2 separate regions of the Homo sapiens genome follow, and region 2 is linked to region 1. A link is a contact called in ENCODE Hi-C or POLR2A ChIA-PET data. All regions are on one chromosome and are shown on one strand. The core of a region is the stretch at or near the end of the contact, and the rest is flanking DNA. Distances in the headings are between cores, read along the strand shown.

Region 1 (6,039 bases), core at 1,907-4,406:
TTTAATAGGTAACTCTAACCAAAAGTAGTTGTTTTATGAGAACCTAGGTCTAGCAAAAGAAATAAACTTAAATCTTGCCAGTCTAACAATAAGGGAATAAAATATCCCAGCAGCCAAGTGTGGCAGCTTATGTCTGTAATCCCAGTATCTTGGGAGTCCGACACAGGAGGATTGCTTGAGCCCAGGAGGTCAAGGCTAAAGTGAGCCTTGGTTGTAGCACCATGTTAAAGCCTGGGTGACAGAGTGAGACCCTGTCTCAAAAAAAAAAAATTTTTTTTGTTTATTTATGAATGCCTACTGTGTGCAAGGCAGTGTTCAGAGGAGAAGTTTAAAGAGTTAGAATACTAATACTTTAAACAAAAGTTACCTGGTACTCTAATTTTATTGTTTGAGTTTTGAATTGCTATAATGATCAAGGCAAAGAAATATCATAATTATAACATTTGAGTGCTTATGGCTTGTCAAATGAGCAGTTTCCTGCGAAACAATATCTGATTGAATCCTCAAAACAACTCTGTGAGACAATACATGAGAATAGTCTAGGTTGTGCTGCAGTTGGGAGAAAAAGCAAATGTTTAACAAAAAGTTAGCTCTGGCTGCAGGCAACTCTCCAGGCAACTGTCTTCCATGCAACAACGTGATAATCCAGGCAGCTTCAACCTTGTGGTGCTGCCATCTTAAGATGAATCTTTTTCCATGGTTGCCACAGTCGGGAAAGAAAAAAATTTCATATCGACCTTTTACTGCCACATCCTGAAGGTGACACACGTAAAATCTACAGTTTTCACTGGCCAGACCAAGTCACATGGCTCCATTCAGTTGTAGGGTCGCTGAGGAATACAGTCAATCCACTGAGTGGCCAGAAAGGAAAGAGAAGTAAATATTGATTAACAAAGCAATATGTAGCATAAATAGCTATTATGACTGTTGTTTTTATATAGGTGAAGAAATGTAGGCTTAGAAAAATTAAGTTATTCATCCAAAGGTACATATAAGGTAAGTAGGGGAGCCTCAGCATATGGACCTATCTGACTCCAGAGCCTGTGCCTAACTTCTATCTTCCATTACCTCCCAGCACCGCACTGGAAGCCTGGCAGAACCTAGCCACCACTAGGGATATTTAATTCAATTCATATACATTCAGTTCAATTCAAATCAGCATATATTTGCTAAATGCTTTCTCTTTGCCAGGCATTGCAGCTGCATCTGGAGGAGGGTTGAGCTATTTCACCATATAGATCTCCTACGACTTTGAGACTGTGATGTAAAGAAATAGGCAACTGTGATGGTTATTTTATTTGACAACTTGGCTGGGCTGTGGTACCCAGATATTTGGTTAAACGTTATTCTGGATGTTTTGGTGAAGGTGTTTTTGGATGAGATTAACATTTTAACCAGTGGATTTTAAGTAAAGCAGATTACTTTCCATAATATGGACGGGCCTCATCAATCGGTTGAAGGCCTTCATAAATCAAAGACTGACCTCCCCAGAGAAGGAAGGAATTCTGCCAGCAGGTTGCCTTTGGACTCAAGCAGAAACTGAGTCCCCACAATCATGTGTGCCAATTCCTTAAAATAAACATCTATATCTATAATATCTATATGTATACACATTCTGTTGGTTTGGTTTCTCTGGACAACCCTAACTAATATAACAAGCTTAAAAATTAGTTCTATAAAACAGGGCTAAGAAATGATTCTTTATTATACTTTAAGAACAAGATCCTCTGCAATCCCTATTTACTTTTATCTTTGAATGTTAAGTAAAAATAGCAGAATTCTAAAATAACCTACAGAAATAAGTCAAGATTCATTATATTTTCTATAATACAAGAAGTTTTACAAAGCTATTCATCATAAAATACATAAATTTTTGCAAGGAACCTTGTGGACTGAAAAAACAGCCAAAACAAATCTGCCACATACAGGCCCCAGAATGTGGTTTTATAATCTGTCCACTTAGGAAACTGTTCCAATTATCTTCACAAATTCAGTATTGTGAGAATGTGTCTAGGTGTTAATTATCATTTTAGAAGGAAGTCAGCTCTCCTACACAGCTAAGAATGCTAACAGTCTCCAATTTTAACTTGTTCTCTTATACAAGATGCTGTTTTGGGAAGTATTTAGTTGCCCCCTGCTGGCCATACAATTGCAGGATTCATTTTTTAAAAAGTTCTCAGTAGATTGCAGATGATAATGATAAACTTCTGAAGAGATGCATTCAACTTTTTCATCAGATGAATTCACAATAGACTTCCAATGCTCAATTGAGATACGTAAGTTAATAAAAAAAATTTTTTTCCCCACCACCTGGTATAGGGTGAAATGTTCCAGCAGGAAGACTTTAAGCTAGATCAGTGGGAGAACAGGATGAGATGTAGGAGGAGTGACTGAGGGGCTTCACAGGCTCCCTTTCTTCTTTAACTTTTGTTTTAGGTTGAGGAGTACATGTGCACGTTTGTTATATAGGTAAACTCATGTCATGGGGGTTTGTTTTACAGATTATTTCGTTACCCTGGTACTAAGCCTAGTACCCAGAAGTTATTTTTTCTGCTCCTCTCTCTTCTCTCACCCTCCACCCTCAAGTAGGCCCCAGTGTCTGTTTTTCCCCTGTTTGTGTCCATGAGTTCTCATCATTTAGCTCTCACTTATAAGTGAGAACATGCAGTATTTGGTTTTCTGTTCCTGTGTTAGTTTGGTAAGGCTAATGGCCTCCAGCTCAATCCATGTTCCCACAAAAGACATGATCTCATTCTTTTTTATGGCTGCATAGTATTCCATGGTGTCTATGTACCACATTTTCTTTATTCAGTCTACCATTGATGGGCATTTAGACTGATTCCATGTCTTTGCTATTGTGAATAGTGCTGCCCAAAATTCCTAAACACAATTTTCTTTCTATAATACTCATGTCATATTTTATGTCTCTTCATATCCTTTTTAAAACCATATGGAAATAATTTACCAAATTGAGAGGAAAAAAACACTTGTTCAAGAAGCTTAAAAACTATATTTTTATCCTGTCTCTGCTACTAACTCTCAGGCTAATCTTGAGCAAGACTCTTTAACTTTTGGCAGTGATAAATATGTTTACAAATTTTGATTTTCATTCCCGAAAGTTTCTTCATGCTATTTTGTAATTTCTTCTTCCTGCCACTCTTGGGACTTTCCCATCCTCAAGTTACCACTGATCCACTCTCTGTCACTGCAGATTAATTTGCATTTTCTTGATAAGAAAATTATTTTATTTTATTTATTTATTTTTGTTTTGAAACAGAGTTTCGCTCTTTTTGTCCAGGCTGGAGTGCAATGGCGTGATCTCAGCTCACTGCAACCTCTGCCTCCCAGATTCAAGTGACTCTCCTGCCTCAGCCTCCCAAGTAGCTGGGATTACAGGCACGTGCCAACATGCCTGGCTAATTTTGTATTTTTAGTAGAGATGGGGTTTCATCATGTTGGCCAGGCTGGTCTCAAACTCCTGACCTCAGGTGATCTGCTAGCCTCGGCCTCCCAAAGTGCTGCGATTACAGGCATGAGCCACCATGCCTGGCCGAAGAAAATAATTTTTAAGCTTACTAGCTAAGACACTTTATAAAATGAGATATGGAAAAAATGTAAATGCTTTATAAATATTTTTAAAAATTGAGTTTCCCTATCTTGAAACCTGAGGTGCAGTGTGATGCAGTGGTTAAAAGCTTAACCTTGGGGCCAGGCACGGTGGCTCACACCTGTAATCCCAGCACTTTGGGAGACTGAGGCAGATGGATCACCTGAGTTCAGGAGTTCGAGACCAGCCTGGCCAACATGGTGAGACCCCATCTCTACTAAAAATTTAAAAATTAGCCAGGCATGGGGGTGCATGCCTGCAATCTCAACTACTTGGGAGGCTGAGGCAGAATAATTGCTTGAACCTGGGAGACAGAGGTTGCAGTAAGCTTAGATAGCACCACTGGAAAAAAAAAAAAAAAGCAAAAAGCTTAAACTTTTAAGCCAGCAAATGCGGGCCTAGGTCTTGGGTCTTGGCTCTGTTATTTACTAGCTGTATGATGTTGGGCAAGTTACTCAACACCCTGAGGTTAACAGTTTCCCCATGCTTAGAGAAACAGATAATAATAGCATCTATCCTCATAAAGATGTTGTGCAATTGCATACAAAACACTTAGCTCAGTGCTGGGCCTGTACATAAAAAACCTCAGGGTTGACTACCAATGGTAGTCATCTATCTTTAGACATTTCAAAGAGCATCACCTTAATTCTAAGAAAAGGAAATGAGAAATGAGAACCCTGGCCATGCAGCCAGTGCAATCCTAAGGCAATCATTTTAGAAATGTTTTGTGAGGATTATCATAGTTCACTGTGTCAGACATGGTATCCAGCTGACTCTGACTCAAGCCCTTTTCTTAAGCACCCCATTGGTTTTCTTTCCTCATAACTCTTTCTCCAAGTGTCATGGTATCCCTTTCTTTGTAATTCCATTCCTCCCCCTCAAACATATGACCTGACAGTCATCTCATTTCACCTTTGTGATTTGACATATAACTTGGCCAGAGCAGAGTGATAGTCATCACTTGAGATGGCAGGCATGGTGGAAATAGAGATAATTGAAGAAACAAGGCTTATTTGTGAAAAATGTTCTTTAATAGTTTTATCCCTTGTATTCAAGTACTTCTGTTGCTCTTTTTTGAGCTCTGCCAGGTTTACACTTATTAAATTTCTCTCCCTACAATGGAAACTACTTGAACCCCACTTGCCAGCCTAGCCCAATTTAGTATCTTGGGCCAATTCTAATTTTATGAAAGAGAGAGTTAAGATGCTGTATCTTGAGATTTGCATAGAGAAAGCACCTTTAGCATGCTTTCTTCCATGAACTTTTAGCACTGCCTCATTATAGTGTAGAGAAATATATGGGTAGGGGGTAATTAATTTCTGAGGAGGAGAACCTCCTGCCTACCATCCCTCCTAACTTGTAGCATACCATTTATACAAGTTTATTCTCTTCTGCTATCTTAGCCTGGCTTCTTCCCTGAAATCGGAGTCTGAGACAATAACTTCTGTGCGGATAGTTGATTTTGGGAAGAGATCCCAGTGAATAGGAGTGAGGGGCTAGGAAAATTAAGACATGAAAGGAAGGAAAGCTAACTCAAGAATACATTAATCAATCTGAACATTGTTGTAGGTAACTCAGGCTCATTTCTCTGGATCTTTGAATAGCTACCTAGAATTGTCTGCCTTCCCCCAATGTGGCAGACATATCCTAAGGTAACCCCCAATGATCTCTGCCTTCTGGTATTAATGACCTTCTTTATGCCCCTCACCGTAAGACTGGGTAGAACTTGTGAACTGCTTCCAGCCAGAAGAATAAGGCAAAGGTGATAGGATGTTACTCCCATGATGTAATGTAATACATGCATTACAATATATGACAAATGTGATGGGATATCACTCCCATGATTATGTTATATTATGTAAGAATCTGTCTTGATAGCCGACTCACTCTCTCACTTTCCTGCTGGTCTTGAAGAAACAAGTTGTCATGTTATGAACTGCCTATCGGAGAGGACCATGTGGCAAAGAACTCAGAGGTGGCTTGTAGAAGCTGAGAGCCAACAGAAACAAAACAAAACAAAATCTTGAAGCTCTCAGTCCTGTGACTGTAAGGAAATGAATTCTCCCAACAACTTGAGAGAGTTTGGAAGAAGATTCTTCTTTCTTCAGGCTTTCAGATGGGAACATGGTCCAACCAACACCTTCACTGTAGCCTGGAGAGACCCCAAAGTAGAAAACCCAACTAAGGTGTATCTGGACTCCTGACCTACAGAAAGAGAGATAGTAAATGTGTGTTATTTTAATGTGTTCAACTTGTGTTAATTTGTTACATCGAATTGGAAAACTAATAGAGATTTTGGTGCCTAGAGGTAGAATGCTACTGTAATAAATATGTAAAAATATGTCTGTGGCTTTGAAACTGATCAGTGGACAGAGACTAGAAGAATGCTTGAAAAGTATGATAGACAAATCCCAAATCACTGCGAACAAACT
Region 2 (6,039 bases), core at 1-2,500, 530 kb before region 1:
CAAAAAGCACAGTCACCAGATATTACCTTCAAAGTTCTAGTCTATCTGTGTAAACACCGCCGTTGCCCATAACAAACCTTAATCCCATCAAAATTACTGCTACCACACCCCTCCAAAGAGAACCACTAAGGTGACCAAGATGTGTAGGAAAAACCATTTTAGTAAAAAAAAAATGTAAAAACTAATTAAAAATGAAGACTTAAGCATAATAAACAAGAAAAGCAACAGAAATACTAATTTGGTCCATTGCCTCACCCCATGGTGTTCTTAATCAAAACATTATATTCTCTTTACCAAACAACATAAAATAGCAATGCTAGAGAGGTGGAACACTTAACACAGCACTGAATGTGTGTCACAGCTCTGCCATTATTCATTGTGGGCAAGTCACTTAGAAGCCTCCATGTCTTCACTTGAAAATGGCAACAATCCTCAGCCTACCATGAAGTTAAAAAAAAAAAAAGAATATAATGAATCTACAAACTAAAAACTGTAAGCCAGGCGCAGTGGCTCACGCTTGTAATCCCAGCACTTTGGGAAGTGAGGTGGGTGGATCATTTAAGGTCAGGAGTTGGAGACCAGCCTGGCCAACATGGCGAAACCCCATCTTTACTAAAAGTACAAAAAATTAGTCAGGCATGGTGGCGCACGCCTGTTATCCAGTTACTGGGAGAAGGAGGCAGAAGAATTGCTTGAACCCAGGAGGTGGAGGTTGCAATAAGCCGAGACTGCACTCCAGCCTGGGCAACAGAGACTCAAAAAAACTATAAAAATAGGCTGGGCACAGTGGCTCAGTGGTTCAAGCCCATAATCCCAACAGTTTGGGAGGCTGAGGTGCGAAGATTGCTTGAAGCCAGGAGTCTAAGACCAGCCTAGGCAAGAAGACTCTGCCTCTACAAAAAAAAGTAGATTAAGCTGGGCATAGTAGCTTCAGATAGTCCTAGCAACTTGGGAGGCTGAGGTGGGAGAATAGCTTGGGCCCAGGAATGAGCTGCAGTGAGCCAAGATCATGCCAGTGTACTCCAGCCTGGGCAACACAGCAAGTCCCTGTCTCTTAAACAAAAAAACTATAAAATGTAAGGAAATAATGACTTTTTGAGTACAGATGGTGGTGCCAGGTTGAATAACAGTTCATCTGCATTATCATTCTTACAAAAAGGAAAAATATTTCCTAGGTATAAAAATACAACTGATGCTCTAGGGAGGCCCTGGCCGGGGAAACGAGTTGCATTTGTCGGCTCAGCTGGCAACAGTGGCGGGAGCAGAGCTGGCGGGGCCTGTGCAACTGCCTGGGTTTGTGAAATGGCTGCTGACGTTTCCGATTCCAATAGGGCTGACTGCAAAGGAGACCCAAGGAACAGAGCCAAGTTAGATGCTGATTACCTACTTTGAGTCCTTTATTGTGGAGTCTGTTCATTACCAATAGAGTACTGTGAATATATGCCTGATGTTGCTAAATGTAGACAATGATTAGAGAAGAATTTTCCAAATGAATATGCAAAACTTACTGTGGAAAATTCACCCAAACAAGAAGCTGGAATCTGTCAAGGTCAAGGAACAGCAGGGGAAGAAGAGGAGAAGAAAAAACAGAAGAGAGGTGGAAGGGGTCAAATAAAACAAAAAAACAAAGACGGTACCACAAAAGGTTACTATAGCCAAAATTCCCAGAGCAAAGAAATATGTGACAAGGGTTGTGGCCTTGTAACTTTTGAAATTGATCTTAAATCACACAAAGATTTTTTGCTCAAAAATTCTCCTGTGGTGCCTCAGTAACAGAGGAGGATGAAATTATCATTCAAGGAGACTTTACAGATGACATAATTGAGGTCATTCAGGAAAAACAGACAGAAGTAGATGATGACAGCATCGAAGATCTTGGAGAAGAAGTGAATTTGAAAATTTGTCTGTAGTTAATGGCCTGAACTGACAGTAGATATGGCCAAAGGGAGAGAGGCCTACATATATATATATATATATATATATATATATGTATTCTACAGTAAAACTGTAGACTGCCTTCGTTCTTGGCATTTTCCCTGTTCTGTACAAGGCTGCTTATTTTTTTATTGCCAAAGTCAAATAAACAGGAGAGACTGTCATGCTCATACATGAACAGAATTTAGTCAAATAAAAAATTTTGGTTATTTGGTACTTTTTTTTTTTTTTTTTGAGACGGAGTCTCACACTGTCGCCTGGGCTGGAGCGCAGTGGTGCGATCTCGGCTCACTGCAACCTCGACTTCCCGAGTTCAAGTGATTCTCCTGCCTGAGCCTCCCGAGTAGGTGGGATTAGAGGCACCCGCCTCCACACCCAGCTAATATTTTGTATTTTTAGTAGAGATGGGATTTCACCATGTTGGCCAGGCTGGTCTCGAACTCCTGACCTAGTGATTGGCCCACCTAGGCCTCCCAAAGTGCTGGGATTACAGGCATGAGCCACTGCGCCTGGCCTTTCTCTTTCTCTCTTTTTATTTTTTGAAAAACCCGGTAGACTTTGCGGTGACCATTTTTGTTGATTATTTTACTGATCTAAAGCTGAGTGATTTTTTAAAAGAATTTGAATTTGGCTTCCTCACCAATAATATGTCTCCTTGCTTCTCTGATGTGATAGTTTTGAGATGGGTGAGAATCTAATATATCTGTGGTTGAATTTGCTTTGCTGTTATCAAGTCCACCCTATGGGCACAATAACATACTGTTGGTAGGAGTTGTTGGAGCTATTCTGGAGATTATTTGGTAAAGTATACTAAAAGCCTTAAAACCACGTATGTGCACTGTTTGAACCAGTAAGCCACTTCTTTGAAATTAGAAGACATTAGAAGAAACAATAAGCCTTGCAATAAAACTTATGGATGAAAGTATTCATCACAATATGATTTATAATAAAAAATTGCAAATGTTATAAGTGAACAATTGGAAAATGGTTAAGGAAGTGATGGTGCACTGTGTGGTATGTTTATGTTTAAAGATGTGGTATGCATATGTTTAAAGAATCATATTTTCTAAGATTATTTGGAAACATGTTTGGTAATGTCAAGTGGGGGCACCCCAGATACATTTTAGACATTTAATCATCATCGTTCTGAGAGGAAGGCCATTCAGAGATGCTAGAGGTTCTTATTCTGGATATAAATTACATGAGTAAAATTCTACTAACCAATTAAAAATAATGTACAACCATGTTCAATATACAGTCCTGGAAATAGCAATTATGTCTTTTCACAAGAGAAAATGACAGTTTTAATGCTCCATCAGATGAATTCGAACTTTAAGTCAGGTGCTGCAAATTGGAAATAAGACTTGTGGTGTTTTAAACTGCTGTGGACACTTAAGAAACTTAGAACCCATGAAACCGCTGCTTATTGCCATGCAAATTACAATCTTGAATGACTGTTTTTTAAAAATAAAGTAATAGAAAAACGTGTAATAAAGACGTAAAATTAAAAAATGAAAAAATACAACTGGTTATATAATATTGTACTCCATCATTAAATGCTAACATTTCTGACAAGTCCTAAGATTTTATCATCTTAAAAACATACCAAAATAAAGTTGGTACTAACCGAAATCTCATCTTCTTCATCTGGTTTCCATTCACATTCTTCTTCCGTAGGTTCATAAATTGCATTAATAATTTCAAATCGCTAAAATGATTTAAAAAAAAAAGGCTGTATAAAAACACTGGCATCCAAGCTAAAACCAGTGGTTTCTCACTAAGAAGTCTTACAAATTTAACAAATGCATACCACAACTTTAACTGCTATTATTGATAGTTCCTCCAAGTGCTGCCTCTAATAACAATTTCAATGAGAGTTCTAAAGATTAACCTCTTCCAAGTCTGCTTATGTTTCTAGAATTCGTCTTCTAGAATGTTAAATTAAACAAAGTAGGAGAAAGCATTACCTTATCAAATAGAGGCTGATAGAGAACAGCATACTTCCTTTCAAGATCGTGAACTTCCTCATAGAATTTGGCTTCTATCTGTGCACATTTAACTTGCAGGTTTTTGAGAGCATTCACTCGTCTTTTAACTACCCTAGGCAGGCTGAAAGGTTAGAAATCAGTTATATAGCATCAGAGTAAAATGGAAGTCACACTTCTTTTGTCATACTGAAACTGAAGCATTGGAGTTAGTGAATGACAGGTTTTTTATCTGAAGCAAAAGGTAGATTCAAAGTAAATAAAAATCAAATAGATATAAATACATTGATCCACTGGCTATATTTCAAAAGTAGAAATGTAACTGGGTAAATTGATAAACAAAATGTAAATCATATTGTCAACCCTAAATCTTTACCCAAGTTAAGTGTTGGACTTGTCATTGCTGAAGTCATGGACAGACCATCTTAATTCTGAGAACAATGATTACTTGGATTTTTCTTTTACATATATCTCACCCATACAAGTTATTAGGAAAAAGGAGGGGAGCATAGACATATCAGGAAAAAGGACAAGATTCCACACACCATTATTTTTTTAGTCTCCATATTTAATTAGGAATTAGTAATTACATTATTAAATACAAGTGTAACATACTATAAAGAGGAGACATGTATTTTTAAAATAACAGCTTTAGGGCCAGGTGCTATGGCTCACAACTGTAGTCCCAGCACCTTGGGAAGCCGAGGCAGGTGGATTCCTTTAGCCCAAAAACTCAAGACCAGCCTGGGCAACATGACAAAACCCTGTCCTTACAAAAAATACAAAAATTAGCTGGGTGTGGTGGTGCATGCCTGTGGTCCCAGCCACTTGGAAGGCTAAGATGAGAGCATCACCTGAGCCTGGGATGTCGAGGCTGAATTGAGCAAGATTGCACCACCACTGCACTCCAGCCTGGCTGACAGAATGAGACCCTGTCTCAAAAATAAATAACAGCTTTGATGAGATAAAGTTCATACACCATACAATGAACTGTGAAGCACTATTTTGTTAAAATTTTATTTTAGGTTTAGGGGTGTATGTGAAGGTTTGCTATACAGATTATTTTATCACCCAAGTATTAAGCCCAGTACCCAATACTTAATTTTCTGCTCCTCTCCCTCCTCCCACACTCCACCCTCAAGTAACCCCAGTGTCTGTTGTTTCCTTCTTTGTGTTCATGAGTTCTCATCATTTAGCTCCTACTGGTAAGTAAGAATGTACGATATTTGGTTCTCTGTTCATGTGTTAGTTTGTTAAGGATAATAGCCTCTAGCTCCGTCCACGTTCCCACAAAAGACATGATCTCGTTCTTTGTATGGCTGCAAGTATTACGTGGTGTATACATTTTCTGTATCAGATCTGTCACTGATGGGCATTTAGGTTGATTCCATGTCTGCTAATGTGAACAGGGGGCACTGATTTTTAAAAGGTTATACACACTAGGTTATGAGTCTCCTAAAGAATGATTAAACCTCTCTAACAATAAATGTTCACACTTAAAATTTAAATAACTTCAGGGAATCTGTGCAACAGATACAAAATCCAGGTTAAACTTTCCTGCCACAAACTTTTGTAAATCAAATAATTCACTTACTTAGCCACCAGTTTACTTAAGATTATTAGAAATAAAAAACAAACACTTGAAGATATCAACTTTCTATTTCTGTTAATTTTAAGTGAAAAGCACTATTCTGCCAAGGTGGTGAACTGGCATGGGCTTCTGGCTTTTCTTGCTCCCCCAAAAAGCTAATCCCAGAAACTTTAGAACAAGAATGAAGTAACTACTGAGGCACACACACACCATAAGCAATTTCAGGTAAGACTGGAGGTTGTGTTTAACTGTACAGGGTAACCAACAACTTAGGGAGGGAATGGCCACAGCAGGTAGCAGTGCGGACAAACTGGAAGATAGCAGTTCCGCAAGAAAGCTTTTTAAGTTCTGCTCCTGCCTTGCAACAATCGTTGTCTGTCATCTTCACCCTTCACAAGAGCCCAATGCGAGGGTTGATGAAAGCTGCACGGTTCAAAGCCTTCAAACATGTATTTGATCCAATCTAGGAATGATGAATTGACAACCAAAGGAGACTAGTCCCCCACCCTACAAAGCACACCATAAAAA

Evidence for each region. Hi-C counts contacts between places; a loop is a spot of excess contacts on that map. ChIA-PET counts read pairs that join two places held with the same protein, here RNA polymerase II (POLR2A). Pooled maps may share reads with other maps.
Region 2: a map with no recorded cell type shows a loop between it and region 1 (5-fold over the local background). The contact joins two enhancer-like sites. A Hi-C loop is called at or near these places in 3 of 168 maps with a recorded cell type or tissue (A673, K562 and heart left ventricle), 1 of 37 single-sample maps with no recorded cell type and 1 of 50 pooled maps. POLR2A ChIA-PET finds 5 or more read pairs at or near these places in 1 of 52 experiments (activated T-cell).

The regions. Positions count from the first base shown.
Region 1 is chr12:76,584,860-76,590,898 of GRCh38, forward strand. All of the region lies in intron 3 of LOC105369850 (a long non-coding RNA gene), which reads left to right. Among named protein-coding and RNA genes, the nearest start is that of OSBPL8, 28 kb to the left of the region's middle. RefSeq lists a silencer at 4,296-4,496. Within about 2 kb of position 3,157, at least 3 of the 41 ENCODE cell types and tissues checked have a DNase peak (open chromatin) inside an H3K27ac peak, as active enhancers do.
Region 2 is chr12:76,056,236-76,062,274 of GRCh38, forward strand. NAP1L1 (nucleosome assembly protein 1 like 1) reads right to left here. Exons shown (of 15, transcript NM_004537.7): 5 at 3,903-4,044; 6 at 3,563-3,643. It also overlaps the pseudogene DENRP2. Among named protein-coding and RNA genes, the nearest start is that of NAP1L1, 25 kb to the right of the region's middle. RefSeq lists an enhancer at 1-17. Within about 2 kb of position 1,251, at least 2 of the 41 ENCODE cell types and tissues checked have a DNase peak (open chromatin) inside an H3K27ac peak, as active enhancers do.